2 separate regions of the Mus musculus genome follow, and region 1 is linked to region 2. A link is a loop called in an ENCODE intact Hi-C map of the cell type or tissue named here. Cell type or tissue: left cerebral cortex. All regions are shown on one strand. Links, peaks and the distances in the headings refer to the core of each region. The heading gives the core; the rest is flanking DNA.

Region 1 (12,379 bases), core at 3,034-11,033, 1.0 Mb after region 2:
TTCTGTGCTTCATCTCTACTTCTTTGCTTTGATCTATGACTATAATCTATTTCTCTGTACCCTGAACATACTCATATATTTGATTTTACGTAAACATATACAACTGTACACATATTCCACAATTTGTTCCTATATCTTAGATCTTATTACTGACTTTTTTGTTATGACATTATTTATATCCCCTACTTGGTTATCCTTACTGATATATACACGATCTTTCCCACTAATCATAATTCATTCGTATAATCTACTGCTGATGGAGAATTTATTTAGTTTTCACTTGTGCTGTGATGGTGCTGTCAGTGTTAATCTAGTCGATATCCCAATATCTGCGTTTTTCTAGAGCATTTTGCTTTAAAAAAAAACTTTATTATATTTATTTATTTGTGTGTGTGTGTGTGTGTGTGTGTGTGTGTGTGTTACAATACAGATGTGGAGGTCAGAATAAAACTTGTGGTAGTTATTTTCCATTTCACCATATAGATTTCCGAATATTCCTTATTAGAATTTAGCATGTTTGTATGCATTAGTTTTCTCATTGTATATAATGATGCCATAATATTGTAAATAGCTACACCTTCAAAGCTTTTTGTTTGATTTTGTTTTTTGTTTTTTGTTTTTTGTTTTGTTTTTTTGTTTTTTGTTTTGTTTTTTGTTTTTTGTTTTGGTTTTTGGTTTTTTGTAGTAATGAAAAGTCAATAGAACCAAAGCTGCCTCATTTGGAGCACAGGACTCGGCTGTGCTGAAGGAACATGCTTCCATGGCTACATCACATCTATCTCTTTCTGTCCAGCATTATGCTACATTTTTAAAAGTTGTTTTGCCAAGTTAAGCCAAAAATGCCACCATATTCAAAGTTTTACTTTGTTTCACCATTATTTTCTATTTAGAAATTTTTCATTTAAATTGAAAAACTATGTAGTATAAGTCTTAAATTTTATTTATCTCTATGGTAATTTGTTATGCTTTCATGTGAAAACATCATTTTTTATGCTTATATAGAAGTTTGGGCCATTTTCTTTTGACTACTATTATTTTTACATATAATTTTTATCAAATATATGCTTCACATATGTATTTCTTCTAATCTATGCTTTTTTTTCCCACAGATATTTTGCACTGATTTTAAATAGCATTATAAAAATTATCCTTATGATCTTTGTGTTTTTATACTAAGGTTAATTTGTTTCAATTTTTATTTGTATTTATTTATTTGTGTTTATGAGTTACAATACACATATGGAGATCAAAGGACAACTCCTGCTAATTATTTTTCAATTTTCACCATATGGATTTTCTAATATTCCTCATTTATATTAGAATTTAGTTCATTTGTATGTTTTTGTTTTCTCTATGTATATCATTATGCCATCATGCTGTAAATAGCCACAACTCCAAAGTTTTGTTTTGTTTTTTTTTTTTTTTTTGGTTTTTTTTCATTTTCTTTTGGTTTGTTTTAATACAGTGAAAGGGGAATAGGAAAGCTAATGTCTCATTTTGAGCACCAGACTTCTCTAATACTAAACCAATGTTCTCTTTAAAGCAAGAGTATAAAACATACAAAGCCCGTATTCAAGACAGAATGTTTAAAGTTACAAAATCAGCTTTCTGCAGGGTCTAATCATATCAATAGTTTTTAGTATTACCTTTAATTCCAAATGTTGTTTAATTACAATCTATTTTTTTCAATTTAATTATTGGAATATTTATAGAATAATTATTTTATGCCTTATTTGTACATTTCAGCACTTCCATATTGCTAAATATAATGTAAAAATCACAACTAGTAAAAAAAAAAAAACTTTAAGTTTTAGGATGCATTCTGGCTTTTCAGATGACATTTACACTGACTTTAACATGTCATCTCCATAAAGATTCTGAGTTTAGATGTTACCTTGAGGTGACGAAAACAGTAGTATTCTAATTTATTAATACTACTGTTTATGTATTTCTGATTAAATTATAACAATTCTTTAAGTAGAGATCCAAAGAAATGATCAGGAAAATATCTACAGAAGCAGAAAATTGTTGTTTCTGCTATAATTCAAATCACATTTCATATGCTCCATTGATATAATATCACTGTATAAAATTGTAAACACTTAAGAATTAGTTATATCTGTTATATTTAGTTGTTAATTTGTCACGTAAAGTGGACATATTTCATATATATATATATATATATATATATGTATATATACATATACGTGTGTGTGTATACTATATGCCATCATCCATTAGACAACAGAAGATGTTATTAACAGCTATTCTGATTAAGTTAACAAATATTTTGTGCTTATAACGTATAAATGTATAGCCACACATGTAAACCAATGATGCACGAGGATGAACAGCATCCTCATTCGCATCCTTCCCCTTAATCCATTTTATAAATACTTGATAATGGGAAACCTCCGTATGTATGTAGAAAACGACAACTAAGTGATCCAAAGAGAAGTTTACGTTGTCACCTCACACCTTAAAATATATTTATTTTAACATTCCTGCCATGATAACTATTGTTGGTCAGTTATTCTTTTGGACTTTCTGTCTAGTTCTCATATTATTTCCCCTACAATAGCATCTGGTACATGCTATTATAAATCCTTACCCTGAACGGTGCACGTGATAGTGAGTCCACTAACTCTGAGACACAGAGGGAGAAGGAAATTAAGATATTGCAGTTAGACATGTGTATTAACTCACCATCTAACATGGAAAAAGTAATGAGTGTAAGCCTCACAATGGTGGAGTATAGGGAGCTTTTAAATAGGGAGTTTAATCTCCTTTAGAGCAAAGCCACACTCTTGGTTTCCCTAGGTTTTTGGCAAGGTTCCCAGAAGCTGCAGTCATTCATGAGCCACACACTCTGTTCTTAGGAAAACTGCACTGGGAACTTCACACGGTGAAACGAATGCTCTCATTCTGGATGCTTCATCTGTAAAATATCCGCTCACACATGTATATACATGCGCATGGTACTTAACTCAGCCACCACCAAAGGATGGGGGCACTGTTGGGATTTGAACCCATTGTTGCAGGAAGTCCAAGATTTTCAAACCTTATGTGTTGACTATAAAACCATTCCCTCTGGAAGATTTTTCTGCAATTAAAATGAAGTTTATGTTAAGAGAGCTTGAAAAATTCCCAAATCAAATCAGATTGTTTACAACAGCTTGAGCTCCTTTCTCAGGAAGTGCTGAAGCCAGAGTTTTGCTCGCCCTTGTTCTCTGGCTTTTCTAATACACCCCACGTTCTCATTCATGAGCTCTGTGTAATTAGAATAAGAATCATCTGTGAGATACGCTGTAATGGACCATAAAATATAATGCCGTGTGTATTGTGTGTTTCGTTGTTTAAGTTCAGGATTTATGAAAGATTAGCTGTTTCTTTCATTTTGAAGGCAGAGAAAAATCTCTCACTCCTTGCTGTTTACCAACAGTAGTTTGAGATGTAATCTCAGCTGGGTAAACAGAAGTGGACAGGTAAAAAAATATATGTGTATGTGAAGAATATATATTTTTCTACCACAACGCCCAGTGTCGGATGCAGGAACAAAGCCTGTTCTATTGGTGGTATTATATGTGATAATACACAGGCTGATTGTAGACACACAGAACACAGGTCCTAATGAAACCATTTTACTTATTGAGCTTGTATAAAACCCCAGGTACCACTGTCTCTCGGTCATGACTGGGCCTTCCAGAGCTGCAGTGCTATATGCATAATGTCAGACGCGCCAACTCGCTTCTCTCTGCATGCTCACTGTCCTGCTTTACCATCTCTTTCATATTTGCAGTTGCTCCTTTAGAAAGATATTTTGCCTTATGTCACCCCATTGTACTTACTCAGAACATTTTCTCCCCAGTTGAGAATATATTTTTAAAAAAGTGATTCCATTAATTCCTAAAACATTTCTGTGATTTGGGAGGATAAGGGGGAGGAGGAGGAGGGGGAGGAGGAGGAGGAGGAGGAGGAGGAGGAGCAGGAGCAGGAGCAGGAGCAGGAGGAGGAGGAGGAGGAGGAGGAGGAGGAGGAGGAGGAGGAAAAATGTGTACAGGAGTGGCTTATTCCTGTCAGGTTGGGTGACTTGCAAGTTTGTCTCAGCATGAGAAGGGTGGGGCCGCAGCACTTACTTGAAGCTTCAGTGTTTGATCTTCTCTCACACAGTAATAATGTAAAACAAGGAGACATAATGCAAGTAAAATAAAAGCAAAAATGAGCCAGCTTATATTCCTCAGTTTCATTCAATTTGTTTTGGGCATGTTCAAACAAATGTAGTTTAATATTTTTTCTTGTTTCAAGGAAAGACTGCTTGCTCTTTCCATATTTAGCATACACATTTTTTTTTCTTTCAAAATGGACACCAGAAATAGGAAAAAGAAAAAGGGGAGAAAAAAAAAAAACCTGTGTGGACTACATCCACAGCAGAGTCATTTTAGATTTTTCTGTGATTTCAAGATTGGCTATCAAGAACTAAATTAGAATACATAAAGGGATTTAAGTAGTTCCTATTAAGACATCTCAATTTTTTGTGAATATCAAAAGTTGTCTTTGATAAATTGATACATAAATTCCAAAAATACTCATATATAAGTATATATATTGTTTACAACATGAGTATTTATACACACACACACACACACATATATATATATATATATATGTATATATATATGAGTATTTTTATATATGAGTATATGTGATTTTACAAGGGAATAGGGTAATATAATGTATGGGTATTTGCAAAACCATGTTTCTATTATCAGATAAAATATTAACAGCACCTAAGAAATTATAATAGAATAAATACATGTTATATTTAGTCACTTACAATTAATAAGGTCTTTCACTCTTTCATTTTACTATGATTAGAAAACTTGGCTTCCACACACAGTGCATAAACACACATGCAAGCAAAACTATGCACATAAAAAATTTTTCAATTATGTTAAAAATATTTAAGCCAGTCTTTATTAATGGAGGAGTGGACACATAGGAAAGTTTAAATACAGCAGAACACTTACACTCAGTGCATTTTTTTGTGGCTATTATGAGGTTTTATACTGAAGAGAGTCCAAAGTAACTGTTCAAACAAGCAGAGAGTAAAGGGTGCAAAGCCCAGTAAGATGCTAAAACAAATTATGCAAAAAATGTAGGTGGCCAAAGAAAACAGAAAAATGTAAACACATTTAGTACTACATTCCTTCCAAAAATTAATCAATGTATACCCTTATAGTACTAAAACTGGAAAATTTAAATAAATGTAACTATACATGAAAATATTTGTATTATTTAAAACTAAAGCTAAGATAGAACAATAACCATTTAGTAACTTTTTTTTTACTTTTCTTACTAAAATGATTAAATTATAGTATAAGAATTTTTATATTAACTCTGTTAAGGCTTATTCACATAAGATAATTAAATAACTTTTGATTTTGAATTGAAATTTGTATGTGTTTCCTAGCGATAGCCTTGTTTTTCAGAAATCAATTTACCATCCCCTTAAAGCTCATAGTAACATTTGCATTTGAAAGACTAAGCTGATTTCATATGATTTTAACATTTGTATGAATTAGAATGGTTATTTTAAAACATATTAAAGAAAAATAATGTTATTTTTACTATTTTTACTACATAATTCTTTTTTCCTTAATGCTGTGATAAAGATATTTAAATCTAGTTAGAATATTCTTTTAAAATTGCATTTATTATCTACTATTACAAAGACAACTTTTCTTGCTCATAATTTGACAGACGTATTATTACAAGCTAATAGCATAAGAGACATATTTAACATTTACTTAGTTATTTAAATTTGCAAAATTGCCATAAAACATATTATTAAATTTTTGCCATTTAAAAATGATAATATTTAACTTGAAAAAAATATTAAAACTGGAGTAAAATTTACATCTGTGAAGATATAATTGAATAGTAGTGGTCTTCTGAGTTTGAAATCAGGAAAATGTGGTTACAATATCCAATATAGAAAATCTAGTCTGAGATTAATTTTTGAAAACCTTCTGAAGCATATTATTAAGAGAAACCAGAGAATACATCTATAATTGAACTATAAGTAACAATTAGAAATGAATAAAGCATACTATCATAAAACTCAAATCTGATTCGAAGATGAGTGCTGTACAGGGAAAATCAGACAGGTTTCAGGAATTGAGAAGAGTCGTAAGGGTTGAGATTTCAACAGACAATATAGCCTTTGCCTTATATTGATGACTGCACTGCCTGTGTTGCTACGGGTGGTAAGAGCAATAATGAAATGAGCAAGATTCATTTTAACATTTAAAATTAAGATTACAGTTTTTTTCTTGAGGAAAAACTTTACTGCCATTTAAGATGAACATTTTGTGCATCATCCATCTTTGCCTCACTAGAAAGTAATCTGAGTTTTGGATATGGTTACTAAGGTGAAAGAATTATGCAGCTTCGTCATTTTACGTTTACTTCCTCTAACTTTTTTTTTTTTATTTTACCTTTGTTCTTGATTTAGATACAGGTTAACAATGACAACAACAAAATCATTAACATCTTGAAATGTTGTAATTAGAACCAATTATAACTTCATTGACCGGTCGAGGCTCACTGGCACAGCTCACCCAGTTAAAAACATTCATTTTGTTTTATACTTATCTTTGATTGGAGGTGCTTATTATTCAGCACATGTGCATGAACTATTCAATTAACCATCTTTCTTAAGACAGCGGGAGCTTAGTCGATTCCTCTCTTTCAGGTCTAGTTTATGTAATTATTTTTAGAACACAGCTGTACTTCAAAACGAAGAATTTAATTTGTCAAACTACTAGTTTCTTAACTATGATCTAAAGTGGGTTCTGTGTCAGTAAAGACATTAAAAAATGTATATTTTTGCGTCCTTTGCTCACCGTGAAATCATATAGATGACAATCCTGGCCCTGGAGAGGAAAGTGTTTTCAGATCAGTTCAGTTCTTGACATAAACAACTCAATCTCAATGTAACTTCCAATAGTTAACAAAGGATCCTCTTTGAGCTTTGGTTAGAAATGTGATACAGTAACCTAGAATTACCTTACATCAAAGTCTAGGGACTTCCAGTGGCAAACTGTTCATTGCTTGGAAGGTTGTCTACTCCCATCTAGTGGTTATATTATTACACATTCTTTCAAAAAGCGAACCCTGTGAATGGTTTGTCTGTATGAAGGCAAATACAACTGCTGTTTTATTGCCAGAATTAAATAATTAATGCAGTTAACAACATCTGCATAGATTAAGTAATTCAGGCTCATGGGTTTTGTTGATAGCAGTAATTTTAGAAAGTAGCATAAAATGGTTTTAGTCTGATTTATGGAGCGTAGCCCATGCTGCCAGAGCCACATGGAGCTCATTGACGGAAAAACTCCCAGGATCACTCCAGAGAATTGCCACAGTTCTACAGTCAACAATTTCTTATGAATATTTTATAAAAATGTCTATGTATAAAGCGGAAAAAGTTCAAGCGACGAAGTTCTGTGTGTACAGTCATAAAATAGATGACTGATCTTAGGAAATACTCACAGAAAATTACGATTATCAGTATTCAATATAAGATGCACTTAACACTTATATAATATGATCTGTTTTTTTTTCTTTCATCAAAATGAAGACTAGAAAACATTTGTTATACTGGTGATATCTGCTCTACAAAAACTAAAATAGAATATGAACCGAAGAATAATATTGCACTCTTCATTTTAATCAATGTAAGATTAAACAAGAGTGCTTGTGCTCAGGGGTGTGTGTGTGTGAGTGTGTGTGTGTGTGTGTGTGTGTGTGTGTGAGAAAGAGAGAGAGAGAGAGAGAGAGAGCTCATGCTAACACAGCAAAATATTTTGTAGATGTAGTATATTCTAACATATTGGGTTCAGTAGCTTTCAGCTCCCTGAAATTTTAAGACACCCAAAGACAAAAAAAAAAAAAAAAAGAAAGAAAGAAACAATGCTGGCACGTAAACGTGGCTTAGGGGATTTTCTGGAATGGGGAAATACTCCATTTTCAATTGAACAGACCGGATAAATTTCTACAGGGTTTCTGAAGTTTCTATTCAGTAGCTACACTCTCCATGATCAATGCGCATACAGAGGCAATGACTGTGTATACTGTGGCCTCACTAATGCAGAACAGATCTTGTCCTATTAAACATATTAAACGACTTTATACAAATGCATGTTTGATCTTTGCAAAAAAAGTATCATGGAGGGAGACAAAGCAAAACCAAAAATAATAAATGAATAAATAAATAAATAAATAAATAAATAAATAGAGATAGTGCATGATAAGAAAGCTCAATGATCAGGAGTTGGTTCAGCAATTTAAAGGTTTTATTCTGAGGTTTCACAAAGTAAAGATGCTTATGTAAAGGGCTAGAAAGTCATGGCTCAAGAAATGAACATGCTAAAATCAGAGAAAATTGGGTGTGTTTAAAGAATAGCTAGGTTATTACTCTCCCAGAAACAGTCAGACCTTGGAGAAAATGGCAAGACGGTGGGTAGCACACATAAAGCTTGTTCAGCGAAGCCAAATTAAGGTAGAGACCGGACAAATCCAGTGTTTCCAGAAACACAGACCTGGAAAAAAAGTGTACATATCTTTGAAAAATAAAAAAGAAAGAATGTTTGAAAAGTGCTTACTTACTTAAAATCTGTGAGAATTTCAAGCCAATAGTGAATTGATCAGTATTAGCAGAAAAAATGTGTAAAATTTTAATCAATATTAGCAACTAATGAATGTAAGAGTCTACACTGGACATATGAATATTTACATAAAATTTACAAAGAAAAGCAATTCATAAAGAATGCACATGTTAAGAAATAAATATTAGGTGCAATGTGCAAAGATTTTTAAGTTTTGAAAATACCTCATAAATTGTGAAGCAAATATTTAAAAAAGTTTTAAGTTTTCAGGTTCTGTAGGCTGCCTAAATAGTTGATTTATATATTTTTTTCTTTAACATAAAGTGTATTGTTTAGCTTTTATTATAGCTGTCAATCAGCAAACCTGAAATGAAGGTCAGAAATTGAGATAATCAAAAGCTCATTGAGAATAATTAGGTTTCAAGACAATGAAATTTTCTTAAATATTTGTATCACTAATAGCAATAACACCTAGCAGTGCAGCTAAAATGAACATGTAATACACTTGTCAAATGTGAACAAATATATTCATTGCTCTTGCTGTTTTAGAATGCCCTGCTGGTTAATGTAGTGTTTTTGGTGCCTTGTGAATTCCGGCTACATAGAGAAATCTGAATAACATATTGATGGCCAATAAATGATAAAATGATATAGATAAAATATTTTAGTTTTAGATAAAATAGATATATATCTGTGAGCTACACAGAACAATAAAACATGATTAAAATATATTTAATATATTCTTTGTAGGTAATAACATTCTTAGTTGCCAAATGTGAAACAAAAGACTACATAATTTTCTTCTGAGAACACAAATTTATTCATATTTGCACTGAAATGTACTTTTGTGGATATTGTAAAATTTAGATGAATAAACACATTCACTAAAGTGAAAGACACTATTTTAGAAGTCATGAGATGGAGAATATCTTTATTCGCAGACACATACATAAATGCATATGTACATAAATGTTTATTTCACATCTTAAAATAATTATTACCTTAGGCTAGTAAGAAAAATGAAAAGAAATACCATAGACTTTGAAATTAATCTCTTTCACCTGCACCTTTTATATTGTGAAATAGTAAGTGTGTCTCATGAGTGTAACACTTTAATTTTTTTTGGCTGCATAATCTTACTAAGCTTGCCAAAAGACGTGTTTTCTTTTACTGATCACTCGAAAGATATAAGATGATTCAATGTCTCTGATGTATACTTTATCAAGGGACATCAAGCCAAACACCAACTCCATTTATTGAAAATTTTTGTCTTATTTCTTAAGCTTAATAACATATTAATTCATATTAATAAAAAACAAATCCAAACCAATCACAGAACTTTGCTAGAGAAACACAGTAGAGCCAGACACGCTGGATGTTCGTAGTGGATCTTTGAGAGTAACAATTTATTTAGCTGTTTGATTTTAAGCCTCATGCTTCCTTCCTACCTCCCCCCTTTAATATTGTAGCAAAGAACAAAGGCGATCAAGAGAAAAAGCAATATAGTCATTAAGTAGTAATTGGTAGGGGAGGCTTTGGGGTTAAAATTAATAAAACCAGCATGATGTACATTAAGACTGTATAAATATTTAAGGAACTGAAGCCAGCTTGAAGATGTAAACCGATTAGCAAAACTACTTACTCCGGAGATGCAAATATTTCAGGTAGATAAAATAAACAGAGACTGCTAGTTGGAAACCTGATCAGTTTTCATTCTGGAAGTGCTTCGTTTCTTTTATTTTAATTGTCAGAATAAAGCACTTTTGATGTTTTATGTAAAAGATTTATATTGCATCTAATGCACGGCAGGAAATGGAATCACAAATAAAACCATTACAGATGTTATCTACTCTTGTTAGGTCATGTATAATAAATACAATTCTGGCCTTTCAGGAGGAAACTAAGGGAAACTATGAAACAAGAAACAGAAGACTCATCCTTCAGGATTTTCTTTGTGGTTACACTGATACATTAAAAATTGTCTGCAGGAAGAGAAGTATTTGAAGGTAAAGTGCATATTATTTAGAGGATTTTTAAACAATGGAGAGTAAATATAATTTGTAATAATTAACAAAAGTTGTTCTGAATTTCTACTCTTTAATTCTTTTAAAAAAATTCTTACATTAGGAATTTTCTTTGATTCGAGATTTCCACAATTAATATTAACCTATAATTTTGAAAAGTGCCACCTCTGTGTTTATAAGTATGTGTATCAAAGTTATTTAATGATCCATCTTTATAATATTCTGGATTATTAAAATATTCAGTTTTACATTAGTATATGTTTAAATACTCACAGACTCATATCATATCATATCATGGACACTCTATTAAAATACCTACTTGTAGTTTTAAATTTGTATTAAAACTCCATGAACATGTAAAAAAAATTACGAACTGGTCAGTGATGAGCAATGAATAAAACCATGCTTCCCTTACCTCTGAGAGACAACTGGGAAGAAAAACTCATAAATGAGGGCTTACTCAGAAAGCGTCATCTCTGATTGATATAACAAACCATGTGGGTCATAAAACAAGCTAAGACAATGATCCGTCAAAAATACCTTGTCCCCAATATGTCAAGTATTTAAGTATTGTTTTTTTCTTGCTCATGTTTTTCATGTCCTCTCTGTGGCCTACTTTTCTTACTTTAAAAAATACAGTATTCTATAACATTAATGTTTAACTCTTGGCACTAACTAGCATTAAACTATTTCCTGGACACTCTTGATTTTGGAAAAAAAAATGTTACATTACAATCCTTATCATTAATAAATATTTAAAATTTTACATTTCAGCCTCCAAGCAAATTCTCATGTTTTTAAAGAAAAATTCCTATAGATAATAAAACATCTTAGTATCTCTGAGTACAAAATTCTTCTTCAAGGTTTTGTATCTTATGTACCCTGGTGAGTATGGTAAAGTATAGATAGAGAAATATGATGCTTTTGTTTACATTTAAGCTAAGCATTGAATCAATTTAAAAATAATCATTTGGTTTTTCTTTTACCCACTTTCTTGTAAAGCATGTCGGTTTGACCATAAATATATCTATCCAGTTGTCTTATACTTTTATTAGTTTGTACAATAGTCATCAGTTCCTACAAAGAGCCTATATTAATTGTGTAAATAAGTGATAAAAAGGAATCCTTCTTAATTCATACTGATTATTAAAAAGCAAACCATATCTATTAACATGGGATAAATTTCAGAGAAATACACCAAATTATATATTTTTCATGAAATAATAACTTTAAAAAATGGGAACATAGCTAGCTAGCTTCCTGGTTAAAAGATGGCCCAAAAATATATATAAAATGAACCTTTAATCATTTTTATTAGTGCAGGAAGCTATAAAACTGTTGTGTGAGTTGAAGTTCAGACTACATTTACACCAATGAAAGCCGTAGCAATGGGGGCTTGTGCACAGCAGTAAAAAGAGAACTCTCCCCAACAGTCCAATGATGCAATCGCTGCTTTTATTTAGTAGTTTACATCCATTTGATTTTCCCATGTTCTTGCAACAGTTCTGACAGATAAGTGGTAGAGTCATAAGGATTGAAATTAATAACATGATATGCAAATATAGACCAGTGAAGAGAGGTGATTATTTGAAAAATTCATTTGTGCAAAGTGCATTATTTCTTTTCTCCACCATTTCAATAATTTGAATAATCTGTGTTATCTTTGACATCTAACAACATTAAGAT
Region 2 (12,379 bases), core at 1,989-9,988:
GTCTAATATGAACAATCAGCAAAAGCTGTTTCTGTTTCAGCTCTAATTGAATTCTCTCTCCTCTGTGCGATATATTTCCTCGTTGACTAATACAAAAAATGCTAAGAATGTGGACAGCTTTCTGCAGCCTTAGTTTTCAGAAGACAAAACAGGAAGCCATCTCAAATGCTCTGAGTTGATCCATCTTTGTGTTCTGAGGACAATGCCTTAAAAATCCACCTGCTGGAAGTCGGTGGTGTATGCGAAGGGATGTCATGGCTATTTGAGAACTGTTGAATACTGAACAGAGGCTTTTCCTGCCCTCAAGCTCACCGCTCTGGTTTGTCTGACTCATTACATGCCAAAACTTTTGATTGATGTGCTCACTTCAGTCACGGGTAATTTTAAGTCCTATATTAAGTAGCCGCTGCTTCCACTCCATTATAGTTCTTTGCATGGGGCAAACCAGAGCTCAGGTCTTGTCTATATTGGGTTGACCCAGAGCCATAGTGTGCTTTTGTTTGGATTTAAGTAGGAGGCAAGCTAATATTTCTAAACTAGCAAACTTGTACATTCTCAGCTTTTCTTAATTGTGTGGATCCCTGTGGTAAAGAGCTTTTCAGTGCTACCACACCTCTCTTTGGGAGCTCAAGCCAGTCAGGAGAGACAAAGGCTTTCTTAGTTCACAGAATTGCTTTTGAAATGGTGGAGATTTACAGGGATTAATACAATCTAACCAACTTTTGCAGTTGATTTTTACTCCTATTATCTGTTTGCATTTGTGGGAGTCATTGTGTCTTAACGGTAATTTTTGTTTCTGTATCTCAATATTTGCAATAGCTTAGGTGACAGAACATACTTGTGTGAGTAGCATTTTAAAGTACACATTCTATATACAATACAAAACTGACTCAAATAGGTTAGTAGTTGATGAGTTACACTTCCCTTAAATGCCAGGATCAATAGTCACATTAACCCTTATGGAAAAATAATATAAAAGGAAATTATAATCACTAAAATTGGAGAGTAAAGTTAGAATTTAAACCAAGCAATCCAGTTAAAGAAATAACTTTGACTATAACTTACTTGATTTTAAAATTAAAATAGTGATATGTAATAATGACATATTTATTACACTTATAATACTGCACAAAGTAAGGCTTACGTTAGCATATTACCCTGGTCCAAAATGACCTTGAAAGAGTTTGTGGAATGAAAGAAAGATTGCTCTTTCTCTTAGAATCTTTTCTTACCTTAGATCTTAAACAATGTGGAGTCTGTTCAATATATCAATACTCTTGAGAGAAACTGTGAAAAGCATATAACCCAAGATTTTATCAACACGTGCACAAGGGAAGATAGCAGGGAATGGCAAACAATATCAGCTCATGAGTAAAATTAAAAACTAAATGCTATAGTCCAGACTTTCCCAGACTTTCCCTTTACATACAGTTTGATACTAGTTGGTAGAAGTTCCATGTCAGACTGAATGACCTCCAAGTCTAACCATTTATCTTTGAACTAAATGAAATATAATTGTATGAATGATGAAAGATTGTGAATATTGAAATGTTTTAACTAATAATTTGCATCCTTAAATCTGATTGCACAATTCAAGTGTACTGGAGGCATTAAAAGCAACTGAATTTAGAGGATAGTAAGATCAACTAAAGCAACATAAGTGAATTTTCTGTCTGAAAATTGAGAAAATGCATAGTTTGTATATGTAAGTATTTTTTCCCAGCAAGATATTGATATGGACTTTTAGACAATTAATTTGTTTAGTGTTGTCTGAAAACAAAAATTAGAGGAGTGAGCAATGAAAAAATTAAGGGCAAGTAAAACATAATTTGTAAGTAATTCTTATAAATAAACCTTTATCTTAGCATTCACCCTCTTAGTGCTCAGGGCCTCCTCAGTATAAAAGCAGAGTGGACTGAGATAGGAATGATGGTCAATGTAGTTTGAACTATAATATCTAATAGTCTACATTACTGTTTACAAGATATGATTTAAAATAATACTTCATGCTTACAGATAAAGATTATTGTGAACAATTTTTAAAAGTTTTGAGCTTTGTAAAATATTGAACCAAAGTAAAAATATTATAAACAAGTTGTATATTTTTTTGGAGCATTGCTTCAAACAAATGAGTACAATCAGTAAGAGCTGAAATACCAGTGGTAATCGCTTACAGGTAATAAGGAAAAAACAGATAACATTTTAAAACTATAACCTCCGAATGCAATATGTGTTTATTTATTAAAATGTTTCATTATATATATATGTTATGGAACAGAAATAAAGGATTTAAAGGTGAATTTTCTGATTCTCAATAGTCAGTTTTTCTTTTTCTCTAAAGTAATACAATTCAACTTTTAAACATTTCAAAAACGATTTTGTGATTTATTCTGGTTTTCAACTGAGTGAGCACAGCCATAAAAATGCCACCACAGCTTTCCCTCCAGAGCAGCAAAGCATCCATGGAATTATAGCTCAATTAGGGAACTGGAAAGTCTCAAGCTCTCAGCAAGGTCCACACAATGGGTGGCCAAGCAAGATATGGACGTGGCTGGAAGAAGCTTACTCCTTTCTCTCTCTTCTAAAAAAGCCATCAGTTAAGCAGACATTGCTCTCTGGTACCTCCAAGTCAAAGGGCGGTGGCATGGCATTTTCTTTGATTAAACATCGTAAGCATTTAATGACTCCTTAGTGTACTTGACATTTACACAGAATATGTTGATTATAACATCAGATGGATAATCTAAATACAACTGACAAAGACATCAAGAATAAAAAAAAAAAACAGAAGAAGAAAAAGACAGAACGAGAAAGACATTTTTTTAACAGTGGACATAAGGAAGGTCCCTTGCTATGAGAGGTCTTGTTCACGTTCAGCGTCGGAAACCTTTGCATTTATCCTGGCTGGTTTGATTTGTGATTTTAAAATTTACTCCAAGACTTTGTCACCTTCCTGGCGGGTCTACAAAATATCTGGTATACAGAAATCAAATAAGAATTTAGTAAACTATGTCATCTGAGTAACCAGGTCAACATTATCTTAGAATTCTAGCAAAATACCAAAGGTTCTGTTGCTTATGGCATCACTGTACAATGTGATGAGAAAGACCTCAGAGGGTGGACCAGTGATTAGAGTAACATGGAAAAATACATTCATAATGTTTGTGGACACTAGTCAGTATTTTATTTCTCTAATTTGAACAACCTAACACTTAAAGAAAACAGAGAAATACTAGTTCTTAAAGGCTTGAAAATAGTTTCAACAGACAAGCCTGGTTTTCATATGTAAAAATATTATTTTTTTAATTCTAACATGGCTCAGTGTGGTTATAGGTAGGTCCCAGTCACTATGGATGAGGAAAGTGTTGTCAGTTATTTCTTAAGATAGTATCAGTACTGTTCCATGTCTTCATAAAAATGCTGCTTCTACAAAGTCTTTTCCTTGAGGATGAAAATTACTAAGTTAAACTATTTCTTGTATTGTATAATAATATTCCGAATCACTTACACTCACGCACACACACACACACACACACAAATATTCACCACATTGAAATGCCTTTCTATACAAATAAAAATTGGATTACAGGCAAATGTAATTTCTCAAAATATTATTTGAAAGACAGTAGATTTTCTATAAGCATATATAAATAACAAAGTAAAAATAGTGATGTATAAAAAGATATAAATGATTTATAGCTTAATTTTTTTAAAAAATTCATACATCCACACAACTATATATTTAAAAATAATTTAAACCTTTATATGAAAAAGTTTATTTTAAAATCTCGTTTATGAAACCAGCCACTAATATGCCATATTAATTAATGTAAAGTAAAATCATACTAGGGAAGGTGAATATATTCACTATGATCTGAACATTTTCTGGTTGCATCCATGATCAATAGTGTAATGAAGAATTAAAATTATGATGTGAGGTTTTAAATATTAACAATTTTCCCTGATTACCAAAAAAATCCATTGAGTAGTATAACATGAATCTAACAATCTTTATTAAATGAGAAATTCCAAAAATTAAAAAGAAAGAAAAATATCCATGCATTATATATCATATTGTACATGAGAGAAATGTCCTGTGAAATGTGAGAAATTTTGTTATAAATTTAGTTAAACTTCAAAGTCTTACGCTAGAGCTAAAGACCATTATTAAATTTCACAGGAGGAAGTACAAAATCCACTTAGCCTGTTACTAATCTCTTAAAATTCTTCCAGTGAACACTGATAAAGATATAAGATCTAGGATTATCTGATATTCTTTCTTCTACACTTCTTATTTCTCACTATTGATTAAGCCCTGAAATGATTGAATTGCCCAGAAATACAACTCAAGTATTCATAAATGCTAAACAGCTTTGACAATGAAACGAAAATGACATTAAATCTTCACATTTTCTCAAATATTAAGAAAGTAAATAATTTCTTCAATAAAAAGAGTAATGCAGACTTGAGTAGAGCAAGAAGTGCGTTTGAAGCCTCGGTGTTTTGACAAGGGCAACAATAAACAGACTAGAAAGAAAAACTGAACCATTGCATACAATTTTCTGTACCTCATTAAAGTAGGTGGAATCATTAATTTGTTGACAATTTGTATGATAAATATGATAGAAGGGGTGTGTTGTTTACTTGTGTGTATACATTCTTTGTATTGCCATAATAACAGTTACAAGAACCCCAAGAACTTATCAACTAAATTGCACTTAAATCCAATTCACCCTCCTCTAAACAAATCAGTTAAATATCTTTTGACAGCAAAGGAAAACTCCTCCTTCTTAATAATTTACACTTTAACATAGCTCACTGCTTTCTGTTTGTCTCTTTGGACGATTGTGATTTCCTCAAAAATCTTTAATTTTCTTTTCAAGTGACTCTCATCCGCAAATGAATAGTTTTGAAGGAAATGAAATGAAATCAAATACAGAATTTTGGAATGAGCCAGCTTTATCTCCTTGTAATATACAAACATAACCATTGAGGCCCAACCTCAAATATCTGCACTAATGGTAAAAAAGAGGAGATATTCCTAACGCTTCCTAATAGTGAGGAAAACATTATAAATTGTTACCAAATAAATTTGTTACTTCCATGTATGTATTAGCATATGTATTTATATAATTAAACTGATATACTATAATTAATAATTAAATTGTAGAAAGCCTCCATTTGGTCTATAGCATATAATGTAATTAACTCATTCACATCAAACAGTTTGGAAGAAGGCTGTGAAAGGCAAGGGCTTCCTTGTAGACTCTACTTCTTTTGCTTTGATCTCACTAGATAACAAAATAGATTCTTTGGAGTCAGAATGTAAATCAGATCTCACAGGTGACTGATGCAGCTGACCGCGGGAATTTACAGAACCCAGCCATGAGGATTCCAGGTGTGTGCATGTGTGAAATGGTCTTAATGCTGCTGTGATTGACATTTCTGCGTCCCCTGCGAGGCACTAGAGTGGGTCAGGGATTCTGGCTGCCTGGTGCTTTGTTCCCTTAGACAACTATCTTTTGTTTCTGTTTTTGTCTTGTTTTGTTTTTTTTTCTATTTTGACTCTCTTACTGTACAGAATCACTCAGTTTCATTATTTCCTCTTTCAAGGATGGTGTAGTCTCCTCGTTTGTGAGGTTTGCAGTTTGGTATGTTTCTTAATTCCAGAGCAGCCTGGATCTGTTCTCTTTCCCCTTCTCATTAGAAGTGAGAAATAACTGTCTATTGTGGAAGCATACTCTTCAATAAATTGAAGTTTGTTTCACGGGTGGTCAGTGTCTTAGTGAATCTAGGAAATGTAAGAAATATGTAACACTTTGGGCTTGATTTCTTTGCAATACTTACTGTGGTACATTCGTATGCAAAGAAAGAAAGTCTATGTGGCTTGGTCTTGCACTCTTCTCTCCTGGCAGCACAGTGCCCCCTAAAGTTACTCTTGTAAAAGAATGCCACAAGTCCTCGCTGAGTTCTGTACTAAAATGACACTTCACTTTGATTTCACAAAATAAATACTGTCTACAAAAAGAAATCATCGGAGATGATATAAATATGTTTATTTCAACACTCATTTAATCACAAAATAAAAATGTTGCCTGAATTCAGTCCCTTGATTTTGAAAACAACAGTACCAAAATGAAATATGCTAAGGACTGATGGCTCAACGTAGTGCTAATTCTTATCAAAAATACTGCTTGCCAATAACGTTTGAGAGTGTTAAACTGTGGATGGAAGGAATATAGTTACAGGAAGTGAAAAGAATAATTTTCACAATGTAAGCTTACCTTTACTAAAATTTTCTGTGTATGGAATAATTAATTGAACAATCAAGGAATATGAAGACGATGTTGAAAGAATACATGCAAAGAAGAGTTTTGTCTTTATTTTAGATGTTCCGTTAAGTTTCATTTTTAAACTGTACTATATAAATAAAACATCACACTCGTGTTATGAAGGTGAGAACAAGCTGAATTTGCTGAGTCAAAATAAGCCAGATATGACAATTGTCTCTTTCCTATGAAGTGGTTTTTATTACAAAATTTTCTTTTTAAAGGAAATTGCTTTTTGATCTCTCATCTTTCAGAACAAACATTTAGCTTTATTCCAGCTCCTAAACATAATATAAAAATAGCAAGTTGTCTAAAAGGTGTTAGAAGATACACAGTTTAAATATACTTATTTTTCTTGCCTTTCAATTTCCTTGAAGACTGATTTTCTTACTCTTTATCACAGAGCCTTAGTTAAAATTTGATGCTGGATGTAAAAATGAGCCTTTGAAAATAAAATGCACTTAAAGACAGTTGGACCATGGCCCTGAGTGTGCTGCACTGGTTTAGGATTTGAGATAACTTGTTAAGGACAGTAAAATTCCCAAATGGCAAATTCAGTTGATGTTGACATGTCTCCTGACGCTTAGAAATTCACTTGATGAAATTTCCAGTAAGCTAAATTTACTAACTTAATTTCACAATTCATGGTTTTCACATGGTTGCAATATTTGATTGTGGTCAATACTTTAAAACAACGCATCACAAACCAGAAGAAATTATATACCAGACAGATGAAGAAGTATAATCAAGGCGGGAGCCAATTTTTCCATAATGCTTTATTTATTGATTGGCAAGAGAATACAAGTTGACAAGAGTAGGCAAGCAGTAACAGTAATACTGGGGATGGAGTCAATACATGGGCGACTGCTATAAGAAGCTCTACATTTTCAGATTGTACTTTATCTAGCATGCACTCTTTCAAAACCTAAAGTACATTAAAACACATTTATTTCCAAATAGTCTTCTTATTTGAGCCCATCCCTGAACTCAAATGCTCAAACTCCTTTTAGAGTTTTATAAGAGAATTATAAAATTCTTAATAGAGTGAGTAGTATCCCTGTGGTTCCCATATATGACCATGTTTAATTCTCTCAAAAGTTTGAAAATATGTGTTATTCTTTTTTAACTACAAATATATGCACCGAATTCCTGAAAACCTATTTCACATTGTCAGTCACAAGTGATGTATGTATGAACGAAAATCTACTTTGAAAGATAAAAATCTCTTCTCCTCATCTGAGAAGATCCTGACAGCAGGACTGTGAAGATCTGTTGTCATTCCAGTGGAGCAGGACATTTGTCCACATTTGCAGGTCACCAGGGTTGTCCTCAACCCACACATTCAGTTTGTTCTGGAAATCATTCATATTCATCATCTATCTGCCTATATAAGTATAATTTCTAAAAGGACTCCTATTTGTGTACAAGTAAGATAAATAGATGAACAGTAGAGGAAAACCAGAGGAATAGTACTTAGTTTTATAAATGGAACCCTGTATAAAAATGCATACAATTGTTCAAGGGGATGCAAATGCAAATACATTCTCAAACAGCTCACTTAAACAGGCATCTGTTTTCACACTCCTAAATATGCATGTATAATTTTCAGCACCAATATTTATTTTTTTATTTTACTCTTATGAAGTAGTTTTATTGCATTAAAAAAATTTTGAAAACCATGCGTTCCTATTCATTCACGTAAAAGGTCACCACAGTTGTAATAAGCTTCCTACCTTTAACAGGGTCACTGAGACCACTCACAAAAGTTATACTTTCTTCCTTGTGCCATCTGCTCACACTTAGTTTGAATTCTTGTGACATTCTCTAATGGTAACTATTGGCTGACAAAGCATGGTAACTTCCCACAGCCCTGCATTCGGCCCACACAAGACTCAGTGTCAGATGCTAGCCCACATTTTGCTTTCTCTGGTTTAACCCTTATCTTTGATCTCTGCATTGTGAACAATTGAGAATTTCTTTCATGTTCAAAATAATCCTACTCGGAGTGATTATAAATTAGCAATACTTTTACATATTCTTCAGTTTCTTTTTAATGAATATGTAAATATATGTATATATATTTCATTAAATACCGCCTGTTTCAAAGAGCGTATTTCCCTGGAGGTATAATAGAAATAAACTCGCCAACAGCAGATAAGATGTCAGGATGATTTTTAAGGACTGGGAAAAGCTACAAAGATGTTACTAGAAGTGCCTCAAGTTCTATCTTAAGAACTAATCTGGAGAGTACTATTAAATGTAAATTAAATAATTAAAATATTTGCATATGAAGCTCATAAATCTGTGGTACATTGTTATGACAAGTAGAGTCACAAGATCCCACAAACTAAATTAGTAATGCACTATTTTATCTTTTAGGAGAGGAAACATAAATATGCATTTTATATATGTATTTGCATATTTTATATTTTAATAACAAATGCTTTTCTTGTTTAGTAATTGAAAACTCTCTTTGTTAGAAAGTACTTAAAGATGCACACATAAGAGAGATAAAGAGAGGTAGATAGACACACAGAGAGAAAGAGAGAGGCAGACACAGAGAGGAGAGAGAGAGACAGACAGACAGACAGACAGAGAGAGAGAGAGAGAGAGAGAGAGAGAACTCTGACAAAAAATTATCTGGCAGTATTAGGTGGATGTAGAGGACATTTTAGTTATAATACTTAAACTAACAATCTTTCCTTTAGAAATATTAAGAATTCAATAAATATAATTAGAGATATTTAATAATTGTTGAGTTATTTGTTATTTATAAAGATCACTAGATATTGCTAAATTTCAATCTCATTAGAAACTATTCCTCCTTCTTCTAGGTCTATGCTGATTATGATGAAAAAAAACTTTACTACCACTCTACAGGGGTTGCATAAATTATTCTTAGGACTTTTCTGTTTTTAATTGGAAAACCTTTAACCTATCTTGATATCTTGATTATACACACACACACACACACACGCACGCACGCACACACGTATGTGTGTATGTGTGAATATATATATTCAGCTGGATATATGAAACTTATTGCATAAGACATAACACTCATGTAGAAATAAAATTTTCTGATTTCATAAATGAGATACATTTTAAAATCATGAAACTGTAATTATGCCCTGTTTTGTTACTGGTATATCGTGTCAAGCAAGTACATGAAACTTGATTTGAGGAGGACAAAAGGAGGGTTGAATTTTCACAGGAAGTGTATGGGTAAGTATTAGCAAGACTAATGTTGCTGTGTTTTCTACTGATGAAGTTTTTGAAAAGAACATATTTAATATAAATAAAACTTATTTTTATTGATAAAACATTTTATATTTTTTTATGTACAATGCTATCGGCATCATTATTTATGGTTCATTGTCAGTAAATCATTTAAATCACAGTCTTCCCATTACACTGTATTGTAAACTGCCTAAAAATACAGGAAAGAATATTTATTGAAACTTAAGATGTTGAAGCATACATTTTAACAAATTTAGATCCTCAACACACATACATACTCGGCATGACGCTGTGACTGTGCATAGCATAGCCCCCACTTCACAGGATGAAGTGCCCCTTCAAGTGTTTCCAGTGATCAGCCCATGGCAATGTGATTCATTGTTAATTTTTCACCTTGGTCAGACACCTTTAAAATTAGTAAAATCCTCTCTTATAATTAGTTTCTATGAATAGTAACTCTCTATTAAAAATAGTTTTCCCTTGAAATATGACTTCACATTCATTATGAAAAAGCATGCTCCTGCTCTCGGGGCTCCAATGCCTAGCACTACGTTGTTCAGAGGTCATTTCAGAACAGAGCAGATGCTGCACATGTTATTTCATTCCTTGTTTATGTTATGTTTAGGGTGTGTGGTTAGGAAGTTCACCAGCATAGTTTTTGAAGAAAATAATTTATTTTGATATATGCTTTTTATCTCATGGTTTTAGTCAATTAAAATTTCACCTTTATTTTCTGCCTTTTATGACTTTGTTATATAATGTGTACATTAGAAACCACATTGACAATATCAGTTTCAGGTTCATTTCTGCTCATATCAATAAAAAAAAATTAATGATAGTCTGAGTCAGACAGTTTTTGGAAAAAATGTTTTTGGAATGAATCCCATAGTGTGGAATACACAATAAGTGAGTAAAATGGTTAAAAGAGGTTCTGGTAATTTATTTTATAAATGTAATAATAATTTATGTCAATAAATAAAAAATTGCTGACAGAATGTATTGTTAGTGAGATTTTTAGTATATCAGTTTATCATAATATGTAGAATTTTACTTTTTGTATCCTTGATATCTGGCGATAGCAACTTTATTTAATCTATTATCAACCTAATTTTATTTCTTCTTAATTGTTCACATTACTTTGTAATTTTATAACAGTATAATAACATCTAAAGTATATTAAACTAATTATTAATATTACACTCTACTAAGTCTTTTAAACTAATTTTCCTGAGATTTTTAAACATTATTTCAGTGTATTTTCTTATAATTTAAAAATCTCTATATAGCTTATCATAGTACATACTCAGGCACACGTGTGCTTGTGTGTGTGTGTGTGTGTCTGTGTTTTTGTGTCTATGTCTGTGTGTCTATATATGTGTGTCTGTCTTTGTGTGTGTCTGTGTGTCTGTATGTCTGTGTATGTGTCTGTCTGTGTGTGTTTCTGTCTGTGTGTCTGTGTGTGTGTCTGTCTGTCTGTCTCTCTCTCTCTCTTTCTGTGTGTGTGTGTGTGTCAGAGTATATGCTATCACTTGACTCAACCTCCTATGTTTTTCTAAAAATCTTTTCACTGGTGTCTGGCTGTTTGTTTTATTTTTGTTGTTGTTGTTGTTGTTGGACAGAGTCTGTGGCTGAGTATTATAGTTAAACAGTAATGCTAGATTGTGTGACTAGCAGGACCCACGAATCCTTGTGCCTCTGCCCTACTAAATAGTAAGTGTGCACAACCATAACTGGCTTTGCCTATATGCAGCATGTATCCAACTCAAATCCTCGTGATTTCATTTTGTGCACCATACTTACTAACATATTTCAGCAACCTTTCTATCAGAGACTTCTTAGGATTTATAATATACTATTTTCTTTGTATTTGATTGGGTGTGTATTAATTTAATCAGCTAATGTATTCTTGCTTCACATTAAATCCTATGTTTCTGTTTGCATTTATAGGCATAAAATTTAATAGTATACATTCACAGAGGATTATTTCTTTGCATTAATTGCCCACATTTGATTTTTGCTCAATCTTAGCTACTCCAAGGAAGTATCTCCTTTGACTTGAGTACATTTTTGTCTTCTTTACCTACTCAGTAGGTGGTTTATTGACATTGAAAGAGAAATCTGTACATTTCTTGACTAAATAGAAAAAAATGGAGTACAATATTAAACTAGAATTTGTACTTATGTTCTACTTGTATTTGCTGTGATTTTTCTCAGAATAATTTTGTTTTATATTTCTAAAGAATTACATAGCTAATCTAATTTAAAAGACATTGTATAAAAATTGGACATATCTGTGACTGGCCACTTTTTAAAAATTATTTATTTATTTAATTACATTACAAATGGAACCCTTCCCAGGGTTCTTCCATCCATACCCTTCTCCTTAGCCTCTGAGCGGGTGATTCCCACACAGAATTCCCCTTCCCAAAGACACGGAGTCTCTACAGGATTAGGGCCATCTTCTCCCACTGAGGCCACATAAGACAGTCTTCTGTTCCATATGTAGGAAGGGAGAAGCAGTGAAAGCATAGACCAGCCCATGTATGCTCTGTGGTTGATGGCTTAGTCCCTGGTAGCTCTAAGCGTCAGGTTAGTTGATACTATTGTTCTTCCTATGTGGTTGCAAACCTCTTGAACATCTTCAGTCCTTCCCTTAACTCTTATTTGTTTCCTTTTTAAGGGCTTCTGTTTGCTTGTGTTTTGCTGTATTTTTTTAAGGGGACTGGTCACTTTTTTATTATTGATTTGCCAAGTTTGGTGTAAAGAGGTTTAGTATAAAATTTAATTTTTTCCAGGGACCACATCTTTTT

The links. Peaks named below come from ENCODE experiments on the same cell type or tissue, not always from the same donor. Only the 100,000 strongest peaks of a DNase experiment are listed, where the experiment ranks them.
Region 1: a loop joins it to region 2, with 2.5 times the contacts of the local background. A loop is called at or near these places in 2 of 42 quality-filtered maps.

The regions. Positions count from the first base shown.
Region 1 is chr4:26,925,040-26,937,418 of GRCm38, reverse strand. No RefSeq gene overlaps it. Among named protein-coding and RNA genes, the nearest start is that of Gm42264, 100 kb to the right of the region's middle. In left cerebral cortex, for the core only: a CTCF peak has its summit at 7,138 (motif pointing left); DNase peaks (open chromatin) are centred at 3,605, 4,090, 7,192 and 8,490; H3K4me3 peaks cover 268 bases.
Region 2 is chr4:27,958,747-27,971,125 of GRCm38, reverse strand. No RefSeq gene overlaps it. Among named protein-coding and RNA genes, the nearest start is that of n-TIaat2, 60 kb to the right of the region's middle. In left cerebral cortex, for the core only: a CTCF peak has its summit at 5,929; DNase peaks (open chromatin) are centred at 5,436 and 5,909.